2 separate regions of the Homo sapiens genome follow, and region 1 is linked to region 2. The links are chromatin contacts, found by Hi-C or POLR2A ChIA-PET in ENCODE. All regions are on one chromosome and are shown on one strand. The core of a region is the stretch at or near the end of the contact, and the rest is flanking DNA. Distances in the headings are between cores, read along the strand shown. Region 1 overlaps LOC105378009 (a long non-coding RNA gene). Region 2 has its middle 59 kb from the start of LINC01010.

Region 1 (6,026 bases), core at 3,462-5,961, 37 kb after region 2:
AGACTCCGAAGTGAAGGAAAGAATTATGGGAAGTGCATGCTGTGACGAAGGAGACAGAGGCCTAGAACCTGAGGTATTGCCGGGGCCTCGGCACAGAGTTCTAGAATGTTATGTGACTTTTCTGGTTCTATCCACCATCAAGTAAGCATCTTTCACCTGCTAGTCAGGTGGAATTCAAGTCAAATCCAGCCAATGTAGTGTGGTGTAGGGGCTCAGAATCAGAGCCATAGAACTGTTTGCAGCAGATAACTCAGTGCCCGGCCCGTGTCCCCTCGCCCTGGCCACTCAGTGCATGCAGACCACCATTCCAAATGCCCAACTCTCCACATCTGCATTCCTTCACCTGAGAGCTGCCTCTGGACCCAGTGTCCCCACCCAGGCAGCAGACTGGAAGTGCCAGACAATGAATATCCCCACCCCACCCCTACCGTGGCCTTCAAACCAGAACTAAACAGGAACTGGGTTTCCTGTGCCCTTTCCTTGCTGGTGTTTCGTAAGCTAATCCCCCAAATAATTGAATCCTTGTGTAATGATCTGCTCTGGGGAAACCCAAGGAAGACACAGTGGTCCGTCAATATACAGACATTTGATTTTTGATATTTTGTTTATTTTTGAGACAGAGTCTCACTCTATTGCCCCAAGCTGGAATGCAGTGGTGCAATTACAGCTCACTGCAGCCTTAACCTCCCAGCCTCAAGTGATCCTCCCACCTCAGCCTCCTGAGCAGCTGGGACTACACCTGTGTGCCACTACACCTGGCTAATGTTTTTATTTTTTGTAGACACAGGACCTCCCTAGGTTGCAAGGGCTGTTCTCAAACTCCTGGCTTCAAGCCATCCTCCTGCCTCAGCCTCTCAAAGTGTTGGGATTACAGACATTACAGGGATGAGCCACAATGCCCAGCCTGATAGTTGATTTTAGAAAAGCCAGTTAATCTCTCTGACAGTGGCTGTCCTAGAGTATAAAATAAGGAAAGAATTTTGAAGTCCCACGTCTTCATAACAGCACGCAAAGGGCTGCATCACGTGGCTGCCAATGACCTCCCTCACTGACCCGCCTTTCTCCCTGGCCTCGCCTCCAAGTGTGCCTCTCCCCTACACTCCTCTCCAGCCACAGGAGTTCCTTTGAATTCTTGGAACATGCCCCATTCCCACTTGCCTTTGGGACTCACTCACGCTGTCCGTCTGCCTGGAACACGCTTCCTCCTTCTGCTTGCTTGGCTCAGTCTTACATATCCTCCAGCTCTCAGCTTAAATATCAGTTCCTGTAGGGAAGCCTTTTCTGTCACCCAGTCTAGGATTGCACTCATTATATGCTCCCAAATATAGTGCTCCCTTCATGGTGCTTGGTATGCCTAGTGCAATTCTCGTTTACTTTCCTGAGTCCATCTCATTCTCCAAGAATTGTCACCACTGGTCTTTATACTCCTGGAAGGCATGAACCCAATTTATTGTCTTGCTCTCTGCTGCATCTCTGATAGCCAGCCCAATGCCTTGCCATAATTGTTGAAACAAAATGCATGTTTATCTATTGAAAAAAAAATTTTTTTTTGAGATGGAGTTTCACTCTTGTTGCCCAGGCCAGAGTGCAATGGTGCCATCTCGGCTCACCACAACCTCCGCTTCCCAGGTTCAAGGGATTCTCCTGCCTCAGCCCCCTGAGTAGCTGGGATTACAGGCATGTGCCACCACACCCAGCTAATTTTGTATTTTTAGTAGAGACGGGATTTCACCATGTTGGTCAGGCTGGTCTTGAACTCCCAACCTCAGGTGATCCTCCTGCCTCGGCCTCCCAAAGTGCTGAGATTACAGGCGTGAGCCACCTCGCCCAGCCTATTGAAAATTTGAGTTGGAGAATAAAAGGATTTTGGAATAAAAATTAAAACAAAGCTTCCCATCATAGGATCCGCCTTATGTAGCTTGTACCTGTGGCAAAATACGGAGTTGTCTTCTATCAGTTCTTCTGCTTGAAGCCCAGGGAAAAGAGTGTATGTAAAAGATGTGCTTCCCTGTGGCTGAGAGCAGCTTTATCTTTTTATCCTAGTCTGGGCTATCATTTTTATTTTTATTTTTATTTTTATTATATTAGAGATGGAGTTTCACTACGTTAATGTTGTCCAGGTTGGCCTCGAACCCCTGGCTCAAGTAATCCTCCTGCCTCAGCCTCCTGAGTAGCTGGGACTACAGGGATGTGCCACCACACCCGGCTTATCATTTCTAACATGAAAATTTAAAAGTTAAACTTTAAATTTAACTGCGTTAAAGTAATCTAACCCAGTAACATAAAAATGTGAAGTTGGGCTGGGCACAGTGGCTTATGCCTGCAATCCCAGCACTTTGGAAGGCTGAGGCGAGCAGATAGCTTGAGCCTGGCAGTTCAAGACCAGCCTGAGCAACATGGCAAAACCCTGTCTCTACCAAAAAAAAAAAAAAAAAAAATACAAAAATTAGCCTGGTGTGGTGATGCACACCTGTGGTCCTAACTACTCCGGAGGCCAAAGTGGGAGTATCACTTGAGCACTGGAGACAGAGGTTGTAGTGAGCCAGATTGCACCACTGCACTCCAGCCTGGGTGACAGAATGAGACCTTGTCTCAAAAATTGAAAAAAGAAATGTGGAGCTGGAATTTGGAGAAGAAAGGTTAGTAGTTGGCCAAGCACAGTGGCTAATGCCTGTAATCCCAGCACTTTAGGAAGCTGAGGCAGGAGGATCACCTGAGGCCAAGAGTTTGAGACAAGCCTGGGCAACACAGCGAGACCCTACAAAAAATTTGAAAAATTAGCCAGGTGTGTTGGTGTGCACCTGTAGTCCTAGTTGCTCAGGAGCCCAGCAGGTCAAGACTGCAGTGGGCCATAATTTCACCACTACACTCCAGCCTGAGTGACAGTGCCCAAGACCCCATCCCTCATAAAAGAAATAAAAATTAAAAATTAAAATTAAATTTAAAGGCTGGGTGCTGTGGCTCACGTCTATAATCCCAGCCCTTTGGGAGGCCGAGGTGGGCGGATCATTTAAGGTCAGGAGTTCAAGACCAGCCTGGCCAACATGGTGAAACCCTGTCTCTACTAAAAATACAAAAAAATGAGCCAGACACGGTGGCACGTGCCTGTAATCCCAGCTACTTGGGAGGCTGAGGCAGGAGAATCGTTTGAACCCAGAAGGTGGAGGTTGCAGTGAGCAGAGATCGCACCGCTGCACTCCAGCCTGGGTAACAGAGTGAGACCCTGTCTCTAAATAAATAAATAAATAAATACATTTTCTTAAAAGGGAAAAAAAATATTTTTAAACTCTTTAATGAACAGTTACTAGCAAACATTGTATGTAAGCAATGTTTGCAAGCAGAAGCTACCATTTGTCAGCTATTAAGGTCAATGCAACCTTCCTAGGTGTTGGCCTTTCTGACATTCACTCCTTTACACTTAAGGGTGTAATGGGCTTTATCTCAATAATCCCTAGATCCTCTGAGGACAGGGCTATGTTCATTTTTAAATTTTTTTATGTTTATTTTTATAATTTTTTAAATTTTGAGATGGGAGTCTTGCTACGTTGCCCAGGCTGGTCTCGAACTCCTGGCCTGAAGTGATCTGTCCTCTTTGGCCTCCCAAAGTGCTGGGATTACAGGCATGAGCCACCATGCCCAGCCAACGGATGAGGCTATGTTCAAAGTCACTCTCTCAGCCTTTTCTGACCACCAATAGACCCAAAGTCCACATTTCTTAGCACGGCATAGATGCCTTCTGGGGCCTAATTTTGCCTACCTTTCTCTCCCAGCTCGTCTTCCTCCATAGTCTGCCTCAGACTTTCCTTGTGTATTTATTTGCAGGCATAATGTCATTTCACGTCTCTGTGACGTTGCCCTTCCTATTCACCCAACCACAGAACTCTTCCCCACCCTTCCGTCAATTTTGCTTGCCAACTCCCATTCATCCTCTGAGACTCAACCCAAGCCCCAGGGCAGGCTTCTCTGAACGTCCAGATTTGGAAGCTCCTCTCTGGTTCCCACTGCCTCTGCTTTCTCATCAGCACAACATTCATGTGTTGAAAACATTTATTTGCTACGCCCCACCTACTCCATCCTGAACCACTCTCTAAGCTTTTAGAGGACAGGATCCATGTCTTCATCTCATTAATGCCAAGCACAGTGCCTGTTACTATTCAATAAATGCTTGCTCAAATATATTATTTTGGTATTATCTAGCCCTGCTTGACTACCAGCAGACACACTTTCAATAAGTAACTGATGATTAATTTACTAAGAGATCATAATAAAAAAGTTTTTGCCAAATGCTCTTTATTTTAAGTGCGTTCAATAAATTTGCACAGATTGGAAAAAGGAAATGTCTTGGCTTAAAAAATTTTCTCTATGATGTGCACTGGTCTTTCATTTTGAATGCCGTTTTCGCAGACAGCAGGCCTGATATGGAATACCTGGGCGAAGGGCACGCTTTCCAGGCATTGCACTACAAATCCTAACTTCTTTCTCACGTATGCGAATGTGTGGCAAGTATGTATGTTGATAATTCCTAAGAAGTCTGTATTCTATTTTAATCAAACTGAATAGGAGTAGTCCTTTGTTAAAATGAATGAAATCTGCAGTTAGGCACTGGAATTCATTTCCAAGGGAGGGGTTCTCCAAGAAGCCTTGCTCCAACTCCACCCTGGCGCCTGCCCTAAGAGCGCCTGCCCAAGGCCAATGTGTCCACACCCCGGCCAGGAAAGGGTTGGGTCCCCTTCAAGGTTCAGCTGCAGCCCCTGGGGACAGGAGGCTACGACACCATTGGGCTAGTCCCAGGCTCTCTGCACAGCTTGAGGTTGGGTTTCTGGATCTCTGACGTTTTCAAACCTGGCACACTCTCCACATCCCCTGTAAACCGTAATACTACTATTTAGTGAGCTGTGATCAGACAGTTGCTGCACATTTGCATAATACCTACCCTCCTTGCACAGGTGGAGTAACTGAAACAATTTTTGAAATGATTTTCCCAAAGATGGTGCGTAGCCATCCTGGGGTAACACCCGGAGGAGCTGATTCCAGACCTGCACAGGTGATGAGCGATGTATTAAAGCTGTGCTAATCATTATAGATTTTAAGTTTTTCACATATATCACCTCGTTTTATACCCACCAAACCCCTATTAAGAAAAAGGTGTCCTCCTCTTACTGATGAGCAAATTGAGACAGAGAGACAAAGTGAAGGCTGGAGAGGGGCATGGCCAGTAACCATGTAGTGGGGTGGGGACAGAAACCCATGTCTTGTCTTGATTCAGAACTCTGTCTACCCCTTCTCTCTCTCTCTGTCTCTCTCACTCTCTCTCTCTCTCTCGCTCTCTCTCACGCACACGTGCAGACACACACATAGAAATGCTTCGCTCCTGGGGAAAAAGGGAAGGGACAGGTAGGAAGAGAATCTGTGAAGAACCAGAAGTGTGATTTACATAAGACAAGTTTTTCATAAATATGCCAGGCACCATAAGAAATAAATTATAAAATCAGGCCGGATGCAGCAGCTCATGCCTGTAATCCCAGCACTTTGAGAGGTCAAGGTGCGCAGATCAATTGAGGCCAGGAGTTTGAGACCAGCCTGGCCAACATGGTGAAACCCTGTCTCTGCTAAAAATACAAAAATCAGGCCGGGCTTGGTGGCTCATGCCTGTAATCCCAGCTACTCAGCAGGCTGAGGCAGGAGAATTACTTGAACCTGGGTGGCAGAGGTTGCAGTGAGCTGAAATGGTGCCACTGCACTCCAGCCTGTGGGACAGAGTGCGACTCTGTCTCAAAAAAGAAAAGAAAATAAAGAAATTATAAAATCACTCACTGATATTTGCATTACCAACTGAAGAGTCTGATAGGCCCCTAAGTTGGCTCACCGTAAAGATGGCTGAGTTTTCCCTTCGTTTCTATCCTAGTTTGCTCTGAAGTACAGACTACAAATATGATAAGACAAATGTGTTTGCAATTTTAAGCCATGCACAATGGTTTGCACCCGTAATCCCAGCTACGTGGGGGTCCAGGAGTTCCAGGCTATGT
Region 2 (5,452 bases), core at 797-3,296:
ATCCATGTGGTGCCTCAAATCTCAAGTTTTCAGGCTCAGCACTCTTTTGGAGGTTTAAATACAGTAGCTGCTTTTGCTACGGTTGTAATGTCATACAGCTCCCTGCTGAAGGTATCTTCCTTTTTGTAGTCTCTCCCCTCATCTTCTCTATTTCTTTCTAAATCACTTCTCAAAGCATAATTCTTTAAGGCTCAGTGTAACTATTTATGTTAGTCCTGTGCATATACAGAAAGAGCAGGTGAGGTAATGACAAGGCTGTCCATCTTAGAAGATGGATGATGTTTATTCTTCCTATTCTTTAAAGCAGTAAATTTTTCATCTTTAAAATGTTGCATCCTCAAAATGAGTTAGGGCAGCATGAGAATAACTTGGAAACTGAAAGCTTATCTGGGTAGAAGGGATGCAATTACCTACAGAATTTCAAATTATAAAAAGAAGGCTCCATATATTTTTCTTGGATTTTTGTTTGTTTGTTTATCTCTGAGCGCTGGAGAATTCCTGCTTTAGTGAGGATTGAAAATTGAGTGTTAGGCTATCTTTAGACTCATTTGAAAAAAATTGTTCAATTTAGGTAAATAATTCATTGGCAGCTGGACATAGTGGCTCACGCCTGTAATCCTAGCACTTTGGAAGGCTGAGGCGGGCAGATTGCTTGAGGCCAAGAGTTCAAGTCCAGCCTGGCAACATTGCGAAACCTCGTCTCCACAGAAAATACAAAAAAATTAGCCTGGTGTTGTGGTGAACGCCCACAGTCCCAGCTACAGAGGCGCTGAGGTGGGAGGATCATCTGAGCCCAGGAAGTTGATGCTGCAGTGAGCTGAGATCATGCCACTGCACTCCAGCCTAGGCGTCAGAGTGAGAGCCTGGCTCAAATAAATAAATAAATAAATAATAATCCATTGGCTATTTTATTTGATTTTACCCATTCAAATAAACATTTAAAAAATAACCAGTTTTTTTTTTTTTTTTTTTTTTGCCAGAATTCATTTTGTTCCTGTTTATACAATAGTTTGTATATGTAGACAAAACTTAATACCTTGTTTGGTAGAAGAAAATGGGCATAACTAGAACATCAGCATTCCTCAATTCCAAACTTGTTCAGTCAATAGTAAGCAAGAGTGTATGAAGATGCACAGGTATTTAGCTTAAACTTTCATAAAGAAAAAGACTACCCATGCTTTTAAATTACTGGCCTTATGATTTTTGAAATACAAGAAGAAAAAAAAAAACAAAAAAGAAGAAGAGAAGGAGGAGGAGAAGAAGGAAGAAGGAAAAGGTTATTTCAAAGCATGGAAAGAAGCAAATGAGAGTCAGGTAAAAATTTCAACTTCAGTAATCCTAATATGCACTTCTGTGCCTGTTGCATAGTTGGAAGACAATTACTTTGGCTTTCACACTTTCCAGTGAAAAGGGCTATTCTGACTTAGCCGTCCTGGAAACACCTGCATCTGTTGTGTAATATTAATGAACTTGAATTTGGAGTGCTAGCACTGTACCTCTCTCTATGAATAATAGGGCACACATAAATGATTAAAACAAGGGAAACAGAAACCTCCCCAGGATCAAATTCATTTATCAGCCCACCAAGGTCACTGACCTCAATAACCCAGGGCCTAGCTACTAAAATGATTAATTGATCTATTCTTTCATTTCACTTATTTAATTTGAAGAGGGCTGAAGTGAAAATATTTTCAATGAATTGACCTGTAAGCAATTGTATTTAGCTTGCTGCATCATCCAAAACACATATTAGTGGCAGTGAGAAGCATGAATACATGCTATTAAACAGATAAAGGTGAACAAAGAAACCACAGTGAGACAGGAGAATAGGGTGTGGAGGCCGGGAAACTAAGGCCGATTTGTGCTGACTTCCTATAACTGAATCAAAAGGAAAACCCCACCTCTACACACTGAAGTAACAAAAGGATCAGAGGCTACTCCCTTTGCACTGTGTGGCAGATGATAAATGGAAAGTACCTCTGATCGGCCCCCTCGCATAACCAGTCAGACTGGTTGTGGGCCTAGTCTTCATTTGCCTAAGAGTGTAACTTTGTTACTTCACTTCAGCCTCTGATTGGTCGCCTTCTGCAACCAATCAGACTGGTTGTGGGCCATTCCTTCATTCACATGGGGTGTGACCAAGTAACCAATGGGGAAATTCTAGAGGGTATTTTTAAACCCCAGAAAATTCTGTAACAAGCGCTCATCAGCTGCTTGCTTCTGTGGCTCCCTCTCTGTGGAATGTACTTTTGTTTCAATAAATCTGTGCTTTCGCTGCTTCATTCTTTCATTTCTTTGTGCGTTTTGTCCAATTATTTGTTCAAAATGTCAAGAGCCTGGAAGACTTGTAGTCAAGACCCTCCATCAGTAACAATAGATTTTCTTATGCATCTTCCTGTTACTTAACTTGTTATCCCTGGTTTAGAACTCTCCTTATAATTCTCCATACTATTATAACCTCAAAAGGTGTACTGATAAATGAATTGAAAGAATATCCTGGCAGATATAGAGATTAAATTGGATTTCTATAAAGAAAATATTTAAGAAATTTTAAAAATGTGTTTATATTTACAGTCATTGTGGGGTGGAGGGTGGGGGTAGGGAACTTGAGCAGAAGGTCATTTTGTTTTTGTATACAGCTGACAACTTTCATCAGATATTGGTATGGCAAAGATAAGCCTGGAATTCTGTTTAGAGTAACGGTATAAAAACCTGCAGTGATCACAAAGTCATAAAATTAGGAGCATGTAGGCTTATGGTTAAGGAGAAGACATGATTAAGATAAGCTTTAGAGAAGAGGCTATGAGGAGGAAGCAAATTTACTTAATTTTTAAAATTTCATAAATAAGTAAATTGATAAATAAACAAATAAAAAAGGTGTCCTTCACTTTAGTCAACCAGTATGCTCAAAAGGACTTTCAAATTCAATTTTCTTTTTGACATTTGAGACATTCCTATTTCATGGAAAAACCTTGAATTATCATCCCATATATTCAAATATTTTTTATCAAGTTGAGTTTTATTTTGGGTTTTCTTCAAGTGAGGAACCCCTAATACAAGTTATATTTTACATTATAAATGTTTGTATATTCTAGTTTAATTTGCAGTGAACATTTGCCCTAAATGAGAACTTAAAATGTATACTAAATGTAGCATTAAAAACAGTTGTTTGCATTTTATGTCACAGCCCATCCTTGACAAAGACACCTGCATGAAAAGCAGCAAATTTGGATAGCAATACCAGTAACCAGCTATAAAGTTCTGTAAGTTAGTTCCTTTTGTGAATTCTCTGATTGATTGATTGATTTTGAGACAGAGTCTCGCTCTGTAGCCCAGGCTGGAGTGCAGTGGGGCAATCTCAGCTCACTGCAACCTCCGCCTCCCAGGTTCAAGTGATTCTCCTGCCTCAGCCTCCCAAGTAGCTGGGATTACAGGGGTACACCACCATGCCTGGCTAATTTTTGTATTTTTTAGTAGAGACAGGGTTTCCCCATGTTGGTCAAGCTGGTCTCGAACTCTTGACCTCAGGTCATCCACCCGCCTCTGCCTCCCAAAATTTTGGGATTATAGGCGTGAGCCACTGTGCCCAGCCCCCTCATTTATATTAGAAAATTATATCACAGGCTGAGTGTGGTGGCTCACACCTGTAATCCCAGCACTTTGGGAGGCCAAGGCGGGTGGATCACAAGGTCAAGAGATCGAGACCATCCTGGCCAACATGGTGAAACCCCTTCTCTACTAAAAATATAAAAAGTAGCCGGGTGTGGTAGCACGTGCCTGTAATCTCAGCTACTCAGGAGGCTGAGGCAGGAGAATCACTTGAACCCAGGAGGGGAGGTTGCAGTGAGCCAGGATTACGCCACTGCACTCCAGCCTGGCAACAGAGTAAGTAGTGTAGGTACATAAAATTAGTAATTACCAACAAATTATATAATTTTCAAAAAATAAGAATATGCATGGCATATTATAGAAGTGTTGAGAAAAATACAATAATAAGGCATTTTAGGACAAAATGAAAATATGGTTAATTTAGATTTTTAGATCTAATAAAACAAAGGCAGATGGTAGGGTATGATTCCAAAAATTGCTTCTCTTTCAAGTAGTTACACCTGTGGATACAATGTCTATCACCATAACTTCGACTCCTGAGCAAAATGAGAGTGATCATAAGTGGAATCCCTAGTAGGTATATCAATCAGGGCCCCAACAGGAAGCAAGTGGCATACTCCAGGAGGGTTGAGTAAAGGGACTGTTGATAGGGTATAGGCAGATGTGGGAAAACCACAAAGAAGAGTGACATGCTGGGGCTAGTCACAGCAGATGTTACAACCCTGAGGTGTAAAGGAGCAAGAGGAGAGAGTGTGGAAAGGGTCACCTTGAGAGGAGTTATGGTCTTTGCTCGCAATCATGCAGCCAGCCCAAGCCAACTCTGTAGGCAGGAAGCAGGGGAATGTGGGACCAGACCGCACTGTGATCTTCCTTCTGACCTCCTGCAGGGGCTCTCCATTGGACAAAGCCAACCAGAAACCAGAGGGCAAGTGAGATTGTTAAAGTAATTACACAAGTCTGCCTCCAAGACAGACAACTTTGGTCCAGAAGGCAGCAAAGAGGCAAGGGCGGAAGGGCGGAAATGGAAGCTATTTGGCACCATGAACACGGCATGTACTGGTCCATATAATGTCTTTTATCCCACTTTTACTGCTAATTATCACATTAAAAAAAAACCTTGCCCTGGCATAGTGGCTCATGCCTGTATTACCAGCATTTTGCAGGGCTAAGGGAGAAGGACTGCTTGAAGCCAGGAGTTTGAGACCATCCTGGGCAACATAGCGAGACTTTCCATCATCATAGAAAATTGTCCACTTTAATTTGCTTCAGATAAAATGAAGCCTAATAATAATAATAATAAGTCAAACTTCCTCAAAAACATTGCAATGAAGAATTCTTTGGGCACATTCTGATCACGTTTGGAAATAAAGAAAAATACTTATGAAGATAATTAATTCATTGCCTTTTGGATGTGACTACAGGCAGAGAAGACAACATAGCATAGAGAAGGAGCATGGACAAGAGAAGCTTTCGAAATGCATTTGAAGGACTTGAATTAAATATCATTTGGGAAGGAAAAGAAGTTGTTTGATTTGGTTTTGCAATTGGACTGAATGGATGGAAGAAACCCTCATCATATGTGATAGGTAATGCTACCAATGTTACCTGCAATAGGACAGCTTCACTACTTCCTGATCCTGAAACACAACAGAAATCTGATCCTAGCTTTGTAAATATCTTTACCACAAGTAGGTTACCATTCATAGACACCAACACTCAGTGCCAGGCACCATCCTAGGAGCCATGGATACCATAACCAATAAGATAGACACTGTCAAAGCCTTGGTATAAGGTTTGTTCAGACAAATCCTATGCAGAAATTCACTATATTTACATAAAAGAT

Evidence for each region. Hi-C counts contacts between places; a loop is a spot of excess contacts on that map. ChIA-PET counts read pairs that join two places held with the same protein, here RNA polymerase II (POLR2A). Pooled maps may share reads with other maps.
Region 1: a pooled map of heart left ventricle shows a loop between it and region 2 (2.5-fold over the local background). The contact joins two enhancer-like sites. A Hi-C loop is called at or near these places in 1 of 168 maps with a recorded cell type or tissue (CD14-positive monocyte) and 10 of 50 pooled maps. POLR2A ChIA-PET finds 5 or more read pairs at or near these places in 13 of 52 experiments (BJ, CD8-positive, alpha-beta T cell, GM12878 and 10 more).

What each region holds. Positions count from the first base shown.
Region 1 is chr6:134,341,091-134,347,116 of GRCh38, reverse strand. The region is part of intron 1 of LOC105378009 (a long non-coding RNA gene); the gene reads left to right. Among named protein-coding and RNA genes, the nearest start is that of SGK1, 26 kb to the right of the region's middle. Within about 2 kb of position 4,711, at least 4 of the 41 ENCODE cell types and tissues checked have a DNase peak (open chromatin) inside an H3K27ac peak, as active enhancers do.
Region 2 is chr6:134,375,810-134,381,261 of GRCh38, reverse strand. No RefSeq gene overlaps it. Among named protein-coding and RNA genes, the nearest start is that of LINC01010, 59 kb to the left of the region's middle. RefSeq lists a silencer at 710-769. Within about 2 kb of position 2,046, at least 7 of the 41 ENCODE cell types and tissues checked have a DNase peak (open chromatin) inside an H3K27ac peak, as active enhancers do.